Regions from separate parts of the Homo sapiens genome. Here regions 2 and 3 are each linked to region 1. Evidence: read pairs that join two places in POLR2A ChIA-PET (ENCODE). Cell type or tissue: MCF 10A. All regions are shown on one strand. Each heading gives the region's core, and the rest is flanking DNA. Links, peaks and the distances in the headings are about the cores only.

Evidence for each region. Peaks named below come from ENCODE experiments on the same cell type or tissue, not always from the same donor. Only the 100,000 strongest peaks of a DNase experiment are listed, where the experiment ranks them.
Region 2: POLR2A ChIA-PET joins it to region 1 with 6 read pairs; 2 of 35 experiments call an interaction of 5 or more read pairs at or near these places.
Region 3: POLR2A ChIA-PET joins it to region 1 with 6 read pairs; 2 of 35 experiments call an interaction of 5 or more read pairs at or near these places.

What each region holds. Positions count from the first base shown.
Region 1 is chr1:227,055,573-227,060,820 of GRCh38, forward strand. The region is part of intron 21 of CDC42BPA (CDC42 binding protein kinase alpha); the gene reads right to left. Among named protein-coding and RNA genes, the nearest start is that of COQ8A, 120 kb to the left of the region's middle. In MCF 10A, for the core only: no CTCF peak of the experiment used is centred there; a DNase peak (open chromatin) is centred at 3,079.
Region 2 is chr1:227,132,173-227,137,420 of GRCh38, forward strand. The region is part of intron 10 of CDC42BPA (CDC42 binding protein kinase alpha); the gene reads right to left. Among named protein-coding and RNA genes, the nearest start is that of CDC42BPA, 180 kb to the right of the region's middle. In MCF 10A, for the core only: no CTCF peak of the experiment used is centred there; no DNase peak of the experiment used is centred there.
Region 3 is chr1:227,110,365-227,115,612 of GRCh38, forward strand. CDC42BPA (CDC42 binding protein kinase alpha) reads right to left here. Exons shown (of 37, transcript NM_001394014.1): 13 at 2,307-2,549; 14 at 1,948-2,058. Among named protein-coding and RNA genes, the nearest start is that of COQ8A, 170 kb to the left of the region's middle. In MCF 10A, for the core only: no CTCF peak of the experiment used is centred there; no DNase peak of the experiment used is centred there.

The sequences.
Region 1 (5,248 bases), core at 1,744-4,243:
TATTACAAAGTATTTTAAAACCTTAAAAACAAACATAATCATTATTAATATTTTAGCCATGGAAGTTAAAATATTCTTTTTGTCATTTTTTATGTGCTAAAATACTATAGCATTAAGTATAATAATGCAGCAAAAGCTAATAAACATACATAAGTAGCAGAGATATTATAAATTCAATATAAGAAATATCTTTAAGTAAATGCAATTTTTTTTTGTTAGCTAATTTTCTTTTCCTAAGTAAACATACTTTAAGGTGTTACTCTGACGAACAGTCATTAGAAACATCTACTATATTTCAGTATCATTTTACTTAATGCTCTGTTAAAAAAAAAAAGAGGAAAAGCTGAATATTAGTGGTACTGTCCATACTGCAAAACATTTTAATGCAAAATGTTCATAATGGTCCCTGAAGCTGTTAGGATTTTTCTACTAAAAGATCCTCAAATGTATTTTTACAGTAGTACATTTAAAAAGGTCCCCCCGCCGCCCAGGATCACAGAACTGGTTTTTAGATGACCCACTTATCAAGAATTCCTCAAATTATGGACAGCATGGTTTTCCTATAAATAATAAAAATAACTAAAACCACTCATCTTGAATATGTATCAACAGGCCTTTTCTACTGCCTAAATAATTACAGATTTGCACAAGTAACAACCCCTCTCATAAGAAACCTTGCTTCAAAGTAAAAAACACCAAGATGTGATATGGATTATATATGGTCAACCTACTAAAAACTAGCTTGCATCTAACAAGTTGTTTGTTATTGGTAAACATAAACTGTAAGTTAAAAAGTCCCAGTTTCTTTTCTTTTCTTTTCTTTTTTTTTTTTGAGACAAGGTCTTTCTCTCTTGCCCTGGGATGTAGGGCAGTGGCACAATCACGGGTCACTACAGCCTTGAATTCTTGAGCCGAACTGATCCTCCTACCTCAGCCTCTAGAGTAGCTGTGAACACAGGCATGTGCCACTATGCCTGGCTAATTTTTAAAAAATTTTTTTGTAGAGGCAGGGTCTCCCTATGTTGCCCAGGATGGTCTCAAACCCTGGGCTCAAGCGATTCTCCCGCCTTGGCCTCCCAAAGTGCTGGGATTACAGGCGTGAGCTACCATGCCTGGCCAAAATCCAGTTTCTATCAATTTTCTTTATCCTCTAGCTAGAAGTATTTTGAAAACAAAGTAGAAGGTAATTTAATATTTTGTATTGAGAACAAGTATAAACTCAAATCTTTTAGTGATATATTTATTTCTGTTAATTGAACTTATGATACAAAAACAGTATTACAGAAGTACTATATCATTTGGAAAACAGTAAATACATTTTATTGCGCTAGAACAAATCCTAACAAATGACTAAAGGTTGTGACCAGTAAGGGTAAGCTTACTAGTTATACATAATGCACCTTGTTTCCCTTTAAGAAAATTTATTCTCAAGTTATTTTCAATATACTGATTGGAATATCTAGTCTGGAGAATTTACACATATTCTAAGAAAACATAAGAGAAAGTTAAGCCATACGTGGGCTATAAAATCTCTGCTCCAAACTCTAAATGAACAATCTGAAATAATACATTCAGTGTTTCTCACTATTAATGAAAGCACTGTGGAAATCTCTCTCATCATTTGTATTTGGACATTAACAATACTATCAATAAAAACTTTTTCTTCTACTATACTTAATACTATTTATAAAGAAAATCATTCAAACTGTAAATGAGGTTTAATAGCATACTAGAAACAAGAATGCAAGAAACATTATTTTGTAATACTACCTCATTCATATGACATTTCATAGTTAATTTTAAATTTATTAAAATACTGCATATTTTCTTGTCTAAAAACATGGTATATAACATAAAATCTTATGCTACTGTTACAACAGAGGCCATTGTTAAGAATGGTAACTGCATGTGTCCTACTGAAATACACTGATGTCCCAGGGAACACTGAGGTTCTACACTATACCACTGAGATGCTTCTATTTAACAGCTGAGTAATTTGTAATTCTTCAAGCATCTTCACAGGCACTATTACTTTTCAGTGGCTGACTTTTTTTGTGAGATACTTAACCAAAGAAAAATTGAAGGAGGCCAGGAAAGCAGATAACCAAGCCTATTATATCTACGTTTAAAATAATCATATGTAATAATAAGTCAATAGATTATGGTTAATTATAGTTTATTCATATCTCATAGAATAAAGACATAGAATTAAGGAGAGACCTTATAACAGCTATTTCCCTCCAAAATTTTTTTCTTATTTCAAGATTCACAAAAAATGTTCTAGGTGTCCAAGGCCCCAGAAAGTCTGCAAGGCAAGTGAGACATAATTAATCCATAATAAAATGAGAGAAACAAATCCTAAATTATAACCTTATTGAAAAAACAGCAAGTAGTTAAAAATTTAGTCAATTCACGGGCTGGTGATTTGACCCTAATATAACTGGGCACACAACATATTGGTTTTCCCTTCTAGAGGTTATGTAATGTAATCAACATATATTCAGATTCATTTGATAAATCCAAATATCTAATGGTTTTAAGTCTCTACAAGTTTCAAAATAATCAAGCAATCAGTTGAACTAGTAATCTTTCATAAACACAATAATTAATGAGATATCACTTGAATGCAGTTCTACTGGCCATAGTACAGGTATCTGAAATGCTTATTCATTATTAAGCTGTAATCCGAAAATATTATATATGCTATATTAGAGTTATTCATGTTTATTTTACAACCAACCCTCCAACATACCAGAAAGACAGGACCACAGGAAGCAGCAGGCCACCCCTACTGCTTCCCATGCCTACCACAAACCACAGAATTCCCTCATCTAGAACTTTCCGAGTCTAAGAATTCGGAATGTAAAGTGTTGATCAGTCTCCACGGAGATGACTGGTGAACATTACGAATTTGTATCCATCACTGACTTTCCTTTTGAATGTTACTATTTTACATAGTATATGAAAATCCCAACACTGTCAGCTACCCTGTCGCTTTTCAAATAGGGAGTATGTATGTGTGTTTATGACTAGTGTTGGGATGTGGCTGGTTTAGAAAAATTCCATCTCTGGGCATGTCAGAATCTTGTAGCACAGAGGTAGTGGCTGACTCATTTCAAGTTGAGAAACACAGAGCTAGGATTAGTATAGGAAGATATTTACAGTTTGTTAATAATACATATATAAATAATGTTACTGATATTTTTTAAATCTTGGAATTATCTTAGAATAGAAAGGCTTTATTATTAACATTATTTCCTCAGATCTAGATAATTAGTTTGGGAGATTCCTCTGAACTACATTAAAAAAAAAAAAACAAGATTTCTCTAGAACTGATTTACATAAATTATAGTCAATAAGATGTATAATTTGTTCCAAATCATTTTTGAATGTTGTACAACATGAATGATCAAGTTTTCTTTCTACATAATTAAAATCTCTAAGAAACAATCTACATACTTGCTTACAAAAGATTCTTAGGAGCTCATGTACTTTGACTACTTAGAAGGCATACTTTAGGATCACTTTTCCCCTTGATCAAACTAAAAAAGATATCATTTTAGTAGTTTGGTTATAGTGATTTATATGAACATTCCTAAAGCTTTGCGGCCAAAGCCAAAAAAAAAACATAAACAAAAACATAAAAGCAGCACAGCAACAGCAGGAGCAGCAGCACAAAGCATGCAATAGATGTAATAATATACCACAAAAACATTAACAGGTTCCGCAATCACAGGCAAAAGGATGAGAGAGGGGTAAAAGGCCTCAGGATGGGTACATAAAGTGCAAAAGTCTCTTACACGTCTGCCTTTGCTAGCTGGAGTACAGGATGGAGAGCGCTTCAACAGAGAAAGGAGAATAGGACATGTTACAAATATTTACACACATAAGACTCTCAAGGACTACTATTGTATTAACAGACAAAGTATATAAACATACATATAAAGCCACAGTTTTGGATAGGTTGAATGTACATGTATTTTTAGGAAAAACTGGAGGATAGGATGGTAAAGAAACAGTTGTTTGGACTACGTCTAAGGTTGACAAACTTTTCACTGGCCCATGTACAGTGACCCACAAAATAAGCCTTCATCAAGTGATAGACAATTTCTTTTCTGGAAAGGTTGGCAGTAGCAGACTGGAACAAATGAGAACAAAAAGGATCTAGATATTTCTGATTTAGTGCTGGCAAACATTCAATAAAATAATGAACTAGCCTGGCGTTAGACATTTACCTAGTAAATTTTTACTCTTTTCAAAAATGATTCTTTTAAATGACAAGGGCTAAGTTAGGATTTCAGAATTAATGATAATAAATTAAAATTAAAAGTTATTTGAACAATACTCCATCCTGACTCAACTTCAGCCATAGTCAAAAGAGGGACTTTCACCTTTCTAACATTAAAGAATTAAGTAATTAGGAAAAAAGGAACAATTATCTCAAAAAGTTTTTTTTTGTTTTTTTTTTTTTTTTTTGAGACGGGAGTCTCGCTCTGTCGCCCAGGCTGGAGTGCAGTGGCGCAATCTTGGCTCACTGCAAGCTCCACCTCCTGGGTTCATGCCATTCTCCTACCTCAGCCTCCTGAGTAGCTGGGATTACAGGTGCCCACCACCACGCCCGGCTAATTTTTTGTATTTTTAATAGAGACGGGGTTTCACCATGTTAGCCAGGATGGTCTCGATCTCCTGACCTCGTGATCCACCCACCTTGGCCTCCCAATCAAAATATTTTTGTGATGCTCCAGCAGTAGAGCTTCACTAATATGAACCATATCTACTTCGGCAATTTCTAACATTCAGTGCAACCTAACATTTGTTGTGAGCTCACAATACGTTGGATACTAAGCCGACTTTGCAAGGGATTGAAAGATAAACAAGACATGGAAGTTCACAGACTGGTAGAGAAGACATCATGCCAGCAACAATGTGACAAATGCTATCACTGAGATATGTACAAGGTTTGTATGGGAACCTAGAGGAGGGACAGAGAAGATTTTCTTGGGGACCTAGAGGAGGGAACTTATAGACTAGGTCTACAGGAGTTATAGAAGATTTAAGAAAAAAGGAAAAGTTCAAGAATGAGAAACACTACCAAAAATTCAGTATTAGTGTTACAATAACTCTGGCAGGTAAGTAAATAGGTACTTTTTTTTTTTTTTTTTTTTTTTTGAGACAGAGTCTTGCTCTGTCACCCAGGTGGATGCAGTGGTGCGATCTCGGCTCACTGCAACCTCTACCTCCCAGGTTC
Region 2 (5,248 bases), core at 1,436-3,935, 76 kb after region 1:
TCTCCCTCTGATGCCGAGCCAAAGCTGGAGAGTACTGCTACCATCTCGGCTCACTGCAACCTCCCTGCCTGATTCTCCTGCCTCAGCCTGCCGAGTGCCTCAGGCGCGCCGCCACACCTGACTGGTTTTCGTATTTTTTTGGTGGAGACGGGGTTTCGCTGTGTTGGCCGGGCTGGTCTCCAGCTCCTAACCGCGAGTGATCCGCCAGCCTCGGCCTCCCGAGGTGCCGGGATTGCAGACGGAGTCTCGTTCACTCAGTGCTCAATGGTGCCCAGGCTGGAGTGCAGTGGCGTGATCTCGGCTCGCTACAACATCTACCTCCCAGCCGCCTGCCTTGGCCTCCCAAAGAGCCGAGATTGCAGCCTCTGCCTGGCTGCCACCCCGTCTGGGAAGTGAGGAGCGTCTCTGCCTGGCCGCCCATCGTCTGGGATGTGAGGAGCCCCTCTGCCTGGCTGCCCAGTCTGGAAAGTGAGGATCGTCTCTGCCCGGCCGCCATCCCATCTAGGAAGTGAGGAGCGCCTCTTCCCCACCACCATCCCATCTAGGAAGTGAGGAGCGTCTCTGCCCGCCCGCCCATCGTCTGGGATGTGGAGAGCGCCTCTGCCCCGCCGCCCCGTCTGGGATGTGAGGAGCGCCTCTGCCCGGCCGCAACCCCGTCTGGGAGGTGAGGAGCGTCTCTGCCCGGCCGCCCCGTCTGAGAAGTGAGGAGACCCTCTGCCTGGCAACCGCCCCGACTGAGAGGTGAGGAGCCCCTCCGCCCGGCAGCCGCCCTGTCTGAGAAGTGAGGAGCCCCGCCGTCCGGCAGCCACCCCGTCTGGGAAGTGAGGAGCATCTCCGCCCGGCAGCCACCCCGTCCGGGAGGGAGGTGGGGGTCAGCCCCCACCAGGCCAGCCGCCCCGTCCGGGAGGGAGGTGGGGGGGTCAGCCCCCCGCCCGGCCAGCCGCCCTGTCCGGGAGGCGAGGGGCACCTCTGCCCGGCCACCCCTACTGGGAACTGAGGAACCCCTCTGCCTGGCCGGCTGCCCCGTCTGGGAGGGAGGTGGGGGGGTCAGCCCCCCGCCCGGCCAGCTGCCCCGTCTGGGAGGTGAGGGGCGCCTCTGCCCGGCCGCCCCTACTGGGAAGTGAGGAGCCCCTCTGCCCGGCCAGCCGCCCAGTCCGGGAGGAGGTGGGGGCGGACAGCCCCCCGCCTGGCCAGCTGCCCCATCCGGGAGGTGAGGGGCGCTTCTGCCCGGCCGCCCCTACTGGGAAGTGAGGAGCCCCTCTGCCCGGCCACGACCCCATCTGGGAGGTGTACCCAACAGCTCATTGAGAACGGGCCATGATGACAATGGCGGTTTTGTGGAATAGAAAGGGGGGAAGGGTGGGGAAAAGATTGAGAAATCGGATGGTTGCCGTGTCTGTGCAGAGAGAAGTAGACATGGGAGACTTTTCATTTTGTTCTGTACTAAGAAAAATTCTTCTGCCTTGGGATCCTATTGATCTGTGACCTTACCCCCAACCCTGTGCTCTCTGAAACATGTGCTGTGTCCACTCAGGGTTAAATGGATTAAGGGCGGTGCAAGATGTGCTTTGTTAAACAGATGCTTGAAGGCAGCATGCTCGTTGAGAGTCATCACCACTCCCTAATCTTAAGTACCCAGGGACACAAACACTGCGGAAGGCCGCAGGGTCCTCTGCCTAGGAAAACCAGAGACCTTTGTTCACTTGTTTATCTGCTGACATTCCCTCCACTATTGTCCTATGACCCTGCCCAATCCCCCTCTGCGAGAAACACCCAAGAATGATCAATAAAAAAATAAATGAATAAATAAATAAATAAATAAATAAAAAAGAAATTCAACTATACACTTTGTCATTATCAATAACTGCATGGCCTCCAAAATCATCTCTCTCATCTGTACAGCTTACTACTCTAGGGACCACTTCAACAATTTTTCATTCCAACCAGAAATGCCAATCAATGTGTTCCTAACATTTTCCATTTTTTTCCTCTTTACTTTCTTACTTACCCTGGTTAGATTCTTTGGTCCATCACTGTTTTGCAAATACCTTCAATTTCTTTACCCTTCTCTCCTCCATTGTACTTATTCTAGAAGGCCCTCTATCTTGGATAATTTCTACTCTCCTCCTACTGTATGATTTTACCCAAGTAGCTGAAAATGGCTGAAAAAAATACACAGTCATTTAAAACTCATGATTACTGAACTTAAATAACTTGGAAATATCTGGCGATCCTAAACTATTTCCCTAGCTCATTTACTCTTTTCGTCTCCATACTGACCATTTCACATTTTCTCTTTTTCTTGTCAAATATCTAATATCTCCTCTACCTTCCTAACTCTCAGTGGATGACCCTACTTTGTATGTGATTTATTGTCTGTCTCCTCAAAACAGAATGCAAACATAACAAGGGGAGGTATTTTTGCCTTTATCTGCTTTTTATTACATTCCTGGTCATGGGCAGTACAGCTCCTGGGCTGTTTGATACTCAATAAACAGCTAATAAATGAATGAATCAGTTTAAATGTTAATCTATGTCACTGCTATGAAACAAGTATTCATACCAAAAGGCAATGATCTTACATTTTTGTTCACTTTGCTCTGTGCAAACGATACTACACATGTAAAAATACCAAGAACAAATTAAAGAATTCAAAACATTTAAAAAAAACCCAAAACATAGGAAATTCTTAGTCATAAGGGGATGGACTAGGAAGCAACAGGTCACTGCTTTGTTTCTCCTGCCGTAGAAAGTAAAAATTCAATACATAATTTGAGAAAATCTTATTTTTAAAAACATCTTTGGTTTATTTTACTTAGTTCTCTTTGCTTTTTCAGTTGGAGTTGGGAAAGTGAGCCAGGGAAGTGAGGCATTCTGAGGTGAAGAGGCTATTACAACTGCTTCTTACCTGGAAGCCTTATCCATTTCTGTGAGTGTACTTAGGTCAAGCCTGGCCTTTAAATTGAGAGATAACATGCTGGAAAGAAAAACCACTGAAGCTTCTGGAGGATGTGTGGGGATGGTGCAACAATTTGGAAATCTCAAAGTCCCTAAGCATATGGTGCTTTTATTCCCATGGTATATTTTAATTGATGTACTTGGGGGCTGCATGGGAAGTTAGGGAGCTTTGAAAAGTCAGACAGAAATCTCCGATAGTACAGAATTATTTCAGAGACAAAGAGCTGCTTGAGGAAGAGAATCTGCTTCAAATACATGGCCAGTCTCTTCATCAAGACACCAAATTTGGAAATGGTATAGGGCAGAAGGCTGAAGAACAGAATAAATCTCCCATAGTTTAGGAAGTGAAGGAGAAAGAGGCCCAACTAGGCTCTATCCAGCTCCCGATTCTGGGCATTTGAAATCAAAGGTAGGGTTGAGTCTAATTAAAAATGCAATTTAGGGGCAGGCACAGTGGCTCTTGCCTGTAATCCCAGCACTTAGGGAGGCTGAGACGGGCGGATCACGAGGTCAGGAGATCGAGACTATCCTGGCTTACATGGTGAAACCTTGTCTCTACTAAAAATACAAAAAATTAGCCAGGCATGGTGGCACGTGCCTGTAGTCCCAGTTACTCAGGAGGCTGAGGCAGGAGAATTGCTTGAACCTGGGAGGCGGAGGTTGCAGTGAACCGAGATCACACCACTGCACTCCAGCCTGGGCGACAGAGCGAGACTCTGTCTCCCAAAAAAAAAAAAAAAAAAAAAAAAAAAAAAAAAAAAAAAAAAAAAAAGCAATTTAGTCTTGTCCAAGCTCAATTCTTGATGGAATGAAAAGGGAGAAACCTCTCTGGGGCAAAAATAATATAAACTTCCTTCTCTGTGTTATTTTTATTCATGACATCTTTCACATGAGACATTTGGAAAAGCAGAAAAGCATGACAAATGAAAGAAAAAAACAGAAAGGCAGGCTCGCAGAAGATTCAGTTGTTGAAAGTAACAGATAAGGACCTCAAAATATTAAAATGTTAAAGAAAACAGAGAAAAAAATACATAAAAATATGGGGAAATTTCAACAGAAAACTGAAACTGAGAGAATCAAATGAATAATCCTTAACTAAAAAAGACAATATCTGAAATTAAGACTAATTAGATGGACTTAACAGCAAAATGGATAAAGCAGAAGCCAGAACTAGTGAACCTGAAGGCAGATCAATAGAAAATATCTTAATGAAGCACACAAAAAACAGAAAGAACGGAAGGAACAGAACAGAGCATAAAGGAAATGTGAGATACCATCTAACATATACACAATTACAGTCCCAGAAGGAGAGGAGAAAGTGCATGAGGCAAAATAATATCTACAGAGATTATGGCTTAGAATTTTGCAAAACTGATAAAAGACATCAAAGAAAATTGCAAAAGCTCAATGAATCTCAACCAGGATTTTCTGTTCACATAAAGAAAGCGACACGTACGTGAATCACAGTCCAACTATTTGAAATTGAAGTTAAGGACATAATACTGAAAGCAGCCAGAAGGGAAAACATACACATTACATTCAAGAGCTTAAGATTAACAGCTGGCTTCTCAAGAAATATTATGGAAGTTATTATAGAAAACAATGAAATAATACAGTAGAGCTCTGAAAGAAAAAGCTGCCAAGCTAGAATTCTAACCCAGCACAAGTATTCTTCAAAAATGAAGGTAAAAATAAAGACATTTTCAGATCAACAAAATCCTATCAAGAATTTGTCACAACACATTCACATTACAAGAAAACAATAAAGGAAGTTTTTTAGGCTAAAGAAAAATGATTCCAGATAGAAACATGGATCACTAGGGAGAAATAAAAAGCACCAAACGGGTAAATATATGGGTAAATAAAAAGATACTTAAAATTAATGAGTAAAGAAAACATAAAGCAACAATGGAGTAAAAGTGTATTAAAAGATTTATAACACAGATTAAAGTAAACTATGTAACAACAGTCATACAAGGAGTTGTCTAAAGGTTTCTACGTTGTTTGTGAAGTAGTAACATACAAATTATTAAGAAAAAGATATATAAAGACCTAATAGAAAAATGGGCAAGAACCTCGAACCAAAACTTCACAAGACTAGATATCCAAATGGATAGTAAATACATGAAAAGATATTCAACCTCATTATTCATCAGGGAAATGCAAATTAAAATCATGGCAGAACATCACTATACTTCTACCAGAATGGCTACAAGTGAAAAACGCGGACGATAAGTTCTGGTGAGGAGTTGAAGACAGTAGAACTCATACATTATTAGTAGAACTATAT
Region 3 (5,248 bases), core at 1,436-3,935, 54 kb after region 1:
AGGTGTTATATTATCTCAAATTTCTAAATGACACAGAGATGTGTTTGGCAAGTAGGTAAACATGATACAGAGTCTCCAATGAAGTAATGTTTATTGTAGAAAAAAATAAAAAGCAAACCATTAGATAAATCATGTGAATGAAAGTTAGAAAACCTGGGTTTACATTGTACTCTATCACTTATGACTCTAAAATATTTAACTCTTCTGACCCTCAATTTTCTCAAATAAAAATAATGCCTAAGATTTCTTCCAGTTTGTACTTTATTATTCTTATCATCCAAAGCACCCAGAATAGTGCTGGAAACAAAGCAGGCCCTGACTGAAAAGTATCTGGGATGGTGATGTAATTACTTCTACATACTAATCCTGCTCTAGAGGTATATAGAAGACACATCTCTACTTCGTAAAGCTAACCAGGACTATGAATTCATGATGAACTAAAACTCCCAAAACAAAAACAAGAATAAAATCAAGAGTTTATATTTCTATTTACAGCAAAGGAATTTGACTTGCAACCACTGAAATTCAATTGTCAGACAAAGTAAGCTCTGACCAATTCTACCACATGATTCATTCATTAACTTAACAGGTTTATTAAACAAGTATTCAATATCTGGTCCTTTGCCAGGGCCAAATTAACAATATAACTGTCTGTGTTTTCAATAAGCTAGGTCACAGTTTAGTTGGAAATATACAGATTTGCAAATAAATAATTACAATAAGAGCTAAGCTACAGGTATTAACAGAATTCCAAGAAGCAGTACAGGAGTATGTAGATTTTAAGGAGTATGATTCTTACATGTTATGGATAATTAGACACTAGACTAAGCATGGTCCTAAAAGAAGTAGGTGAAATGGGGGCTGACAGATATAGCAGAGAAAACAGGATGGAAAAAGTTTCCAGTCAAAAAAGATAAAAGGCAGATACCACACTCAGACTATTACTTAGTATGGTAAAAATATCACGTCAATTTGATCTTAATTCACTCACTGTAATATACATAATACTATTATACTAACAGTTACTGAACACTTATAATGTGTCAGCTTACAAATGTATGTATGTACTCGTGACATGAAATAGTTTTATAGAGGAGAAAATTAAAGTATAATGAGGTTAAATGTTGTTTTGTTTTGTTTAAGACGGAGTTTCGCTCTTGCCCAGGCTGGAGTGCAATAGTGCGATCTAGGCTCACTGCAACCTCCACCTCCCGGGTTCAAGCAATTCTCCTGCCTCAGCCTCCTCAGTAGCTGGGATTACAGGCGTGCGCACCATGCCTGGCTAATTTTGTATTTTTAGTAGAGATGGGGTTTCGCCATGTTGGTCAGGCTGGTCTCGAACTCCTGACCTCAAGTGATCTGCCCATCCCGGCCTCCCAAAGTGTTGGGATTACAGGCGTGAGCCACTGTGCCCGGCCCCATAATGTTCTGTCCAATGTTACATGTTACACAGCAAGTAACTGGTGAAAGCAAGAAGTTAAGAATAGGTAGTCTAACTCCAGAACGGCTCAAGAATTTCCCTTGCAAAGCACCTTCTGCTGAGATGTTTTAGACTATGCCCATTATCATCTTATCCTAACAGACACAAGTGTCTGCAAAGCTACCCCTGAGCTTCTCCTGAGTCATTTATGAGATATATAGAGGGTCTGGATATCTAACCATGACTCCCATGCAGATTACCAGTACATCTTGTGTAGGTCTGCATAAACATTCTAACTCCCTCCTGATAGATTCATATTTCCCACTAAACATAGTCCTCCATTTTCTTCAGCATAATTAAGAAATCTGTATTAGCTTCCTACTGGTAAGAACGAGAATTATGAATAGTAGGTTTGAAGAAAGGCTAGTTTTCACTGCACACCGAATACAGTATACAAGCTAACACTCCTAACAAGCCTAAAGAGAAGAAAATCAATTAAGCTTCATAAATGTGAAGTCAAAAGATACCTTCAGTCCCTCCAATTCATTTTCCAGTTGCTTAGAATAGTGCTCACTCTGTTCACGTAGCTTCCTGTCTTTAGATGCTTCAGCAGCTAGAGCTTCTGTATGAACTTCCAGCTTTAAAACAGAATGAAAAATGCAGATTTCACGGTTATAATTTTTTTCCAAACAAAACATTTATCCCAATGAGAATTTACCTTGTAACAGGAAGATAATTCAAATGTTTAAATCCATATTAAATAATATTAATGAACTATAAAAATAACTTTAGAAATATTTTAAAAATTATATATTATATTACTAGTCTCAAAAAGCAGCTTTAATCACTATCCCATGGGCACTACAAAATTTGCCTGACTACTAACCTCTTTTTTGGCTCTTTCTGTTCTGCGCAGTTCTTGCCTTAAGCTTTCAACTTTTTGCATCACCAGGTCCACCTCTTCTTCCTTATCTCGGACATGGCGAGCAAGTTTCTGTTTTTGGGTGTGCAATTCTGTTAGCCGCTCATTGATCTCCATGAATTCCTGCATGGCCAGTTTCCTCTGACAGTGTGCGTCTTTCAGCTCTTTGGATTGGTTTTTTAATCGCTCACTAGCCTGGACTAGTTCCTACAGTTTTGTAAAAAGAATATAAGTTACCAATTCTGCAACCTAGAGACCAAATTTGGCCATCAGAATAGCTATCATTAAGTCAAGAAGAGCCAAAATTATTCACCTTAGGACAAATTAAAAGAAATAAACTACTTCTGAACAGATATTAACGGCATGGTGTCCTGATATAGTCTCAATTCCTTATGCTAATACAGTAAATGCACAGGAGCTGCTGATTTAACCTTATAGTACCTTAGTTTCCACAAATGAGGAAAAAGTTTAGGAATAAACGATATGATGGTCAAAATAAATATTTGTGAAATTTAATAAATATGTGTGAGGTTGTTTTCATAAAAAACAAGTGTTGCCCTTGACATGGAGGCTACGCCTCAAGCCAGAAGCAAGGAGATAGAAACTAAACCGGAGACTCCCTAATTAAAATGAGAAACTTAGAGGAGAGCTAAAGTGGACTCAGGGCAGTACCACTACCTGCCTCCCAGCAAAAGGAAATGCAAATTTTCTTTGGGGGAAAGAAGTGCAATGAAATCTGAATTTTTCACATATTAAGAACAAACAAGAATGAGCTCACAACCACAGATTCCAAAATACTCAAAGAACAAAGCACCACAATCAAACAACAAAAACAATAAAAATAAACATCAAAGGTATCTTGGTATTAAAATCATTAGATATCAACACAAAATTGCTACATATGAAATATTTCAAGGAATAAAGGATGAAATAATAAAAACAAAAAAATGACAAAAGGCTATTAAAAATGACCAAGCAGATTTATAGAAGAACTGTATGGAACATTTAGAAATAGAAAACATAAGGCCAGGCACAGTTGCTCTCATCTATAATCCCAGCACTTTGGGAGGCTGAGGCAGGAGGATTGCTTGAGCCAAGGAGTTCAAGATCAGCCTAGGCGACATTGTGAGACCTTATCTCTACAAAAAATAACAATGTAAAAAAAAAAAAAAAGGCCAGGTATGGTGGTATGCACCTATAGTCGTAGCTACTAAGGTGGGAAGATGACTTGAGCCTGGGAGGCTGAGGCTGCAGGGAGCTGAGATCACTCCATTGCACTCTAGCTTGGGCAATACAGTGAGACTCCAACTCAAAAAAAAAGAAAAGAAAAGAAGTGAAAAAATATAAATGTTAAAATTAAAGACATGCATCCATCACCACAGGAAGCTCTACATTTATGAATCAAGAAAAAATTTAGAAAACCCAAACCAGAAGTGTTCAAAAAATGACGCTGGGTAATACCAAAGAGAAATAAAAGACCGTAAAGAAATCAGAGGGAAAGAAAGACAAATCACCTATTCCCCATCCTCAAATAAGGCGGGGAGGAGGAAAATTAGACTAAGAACAGACACTGAAGAAGTAACAACAGCAACAGAAACAGGGTAAAATATTTTCAAAGATATGAGAAGATAATTAAAATTATATACCCCAAAAATTACTTTTCAAGTCTGAGGCTTCATATAAACAAAACTGACAGAGCTTACCATAATCAGATCTGCACTAAAGGAACCAGTAAAGCTTTATTTCAGGAAAAAAAAAAAAAAGATTTTAGAGATCTAATGCAAGAGAAATGAAGAGCTAATAAAATGGTTAACATGAATGTGAATGTAAACAAATGTGTATATAAGATTATACTATAAAAATGTTAACTTTGTACAGTAAACAAAAGATAACAGCTAAAATACTGGCCAATAACAACACATAAAGCTGTAAAGAGGTAATACAGCTTGAATAATCCAAAAAATTTGAAATCTGAAATGTTTCAAAATCCAAAACATTTTGAGTGCCAACATGATGTTCAAAGGAAATGCTCACTGGAGCATTTCAGATTTTGGATTTTCAGGTTAGAAATACTCAATTGGTATAATGCAAATATTCCAAAATCCAAATGCTGGTCCCAAGCATTTCAGATAAGGGATACTCAATCTGTAAAATTAAACGTCTTTAAATTGTTTGTGGGAAATAGTTTTAGGATATTTAACTTAAACTTAAACTTGGTTAATACACATGGTAGAAGCCAAGAGTAACCACCAAAAGACTAGAGAGTAAACTAAAATGTCAACAACAACAACAACAAATTTCAGTGAAGAAGAAATGATTTTGCAAACAAAAAGAGTTCTGGAGACTGCTGCACAAGAATGTAAATACACTTAACATTACTTAACTGTGCACTTGAAAATTGTTTAGATGGTAATTTTATGTTATACGTATTTTACCACAGTTAAAAACTTTTGAGAAGGGAAGAAAGGAAATAAAAAGCAGCATGCAAAAATCATGACAAACAGAAAAAAAGATAGTAGAAACACATCCATATACATTAGTAACCAGTTAAAGGCCATCTATTATACTGGATTAAGAAATGAAATCTTGACTTCAGTAGAAAAAGTATTACTAAGGATAAGGAATATCACTACATAATGATAAAATTCAATACACTAAGAAGAAATATTATCCTAAACTTTTGTGCCTTCTATAAGAGAGTCTCAAAATCATTAAAAAGAAACTGTTAGAACTTCAGAGAAAAATTGGTAAACATCACTATAATGAAAAATTTTAATTTCTTAGTCATTAATAGATAAACCAGGTAGGCAAAAAAAAAAAAATAGTGAATATAAAGACGATCTGAAAAGCTTCATACACAGAAGCTTGCTCTCTAAATTGGAACACGAACTATTTTCAAGAACACA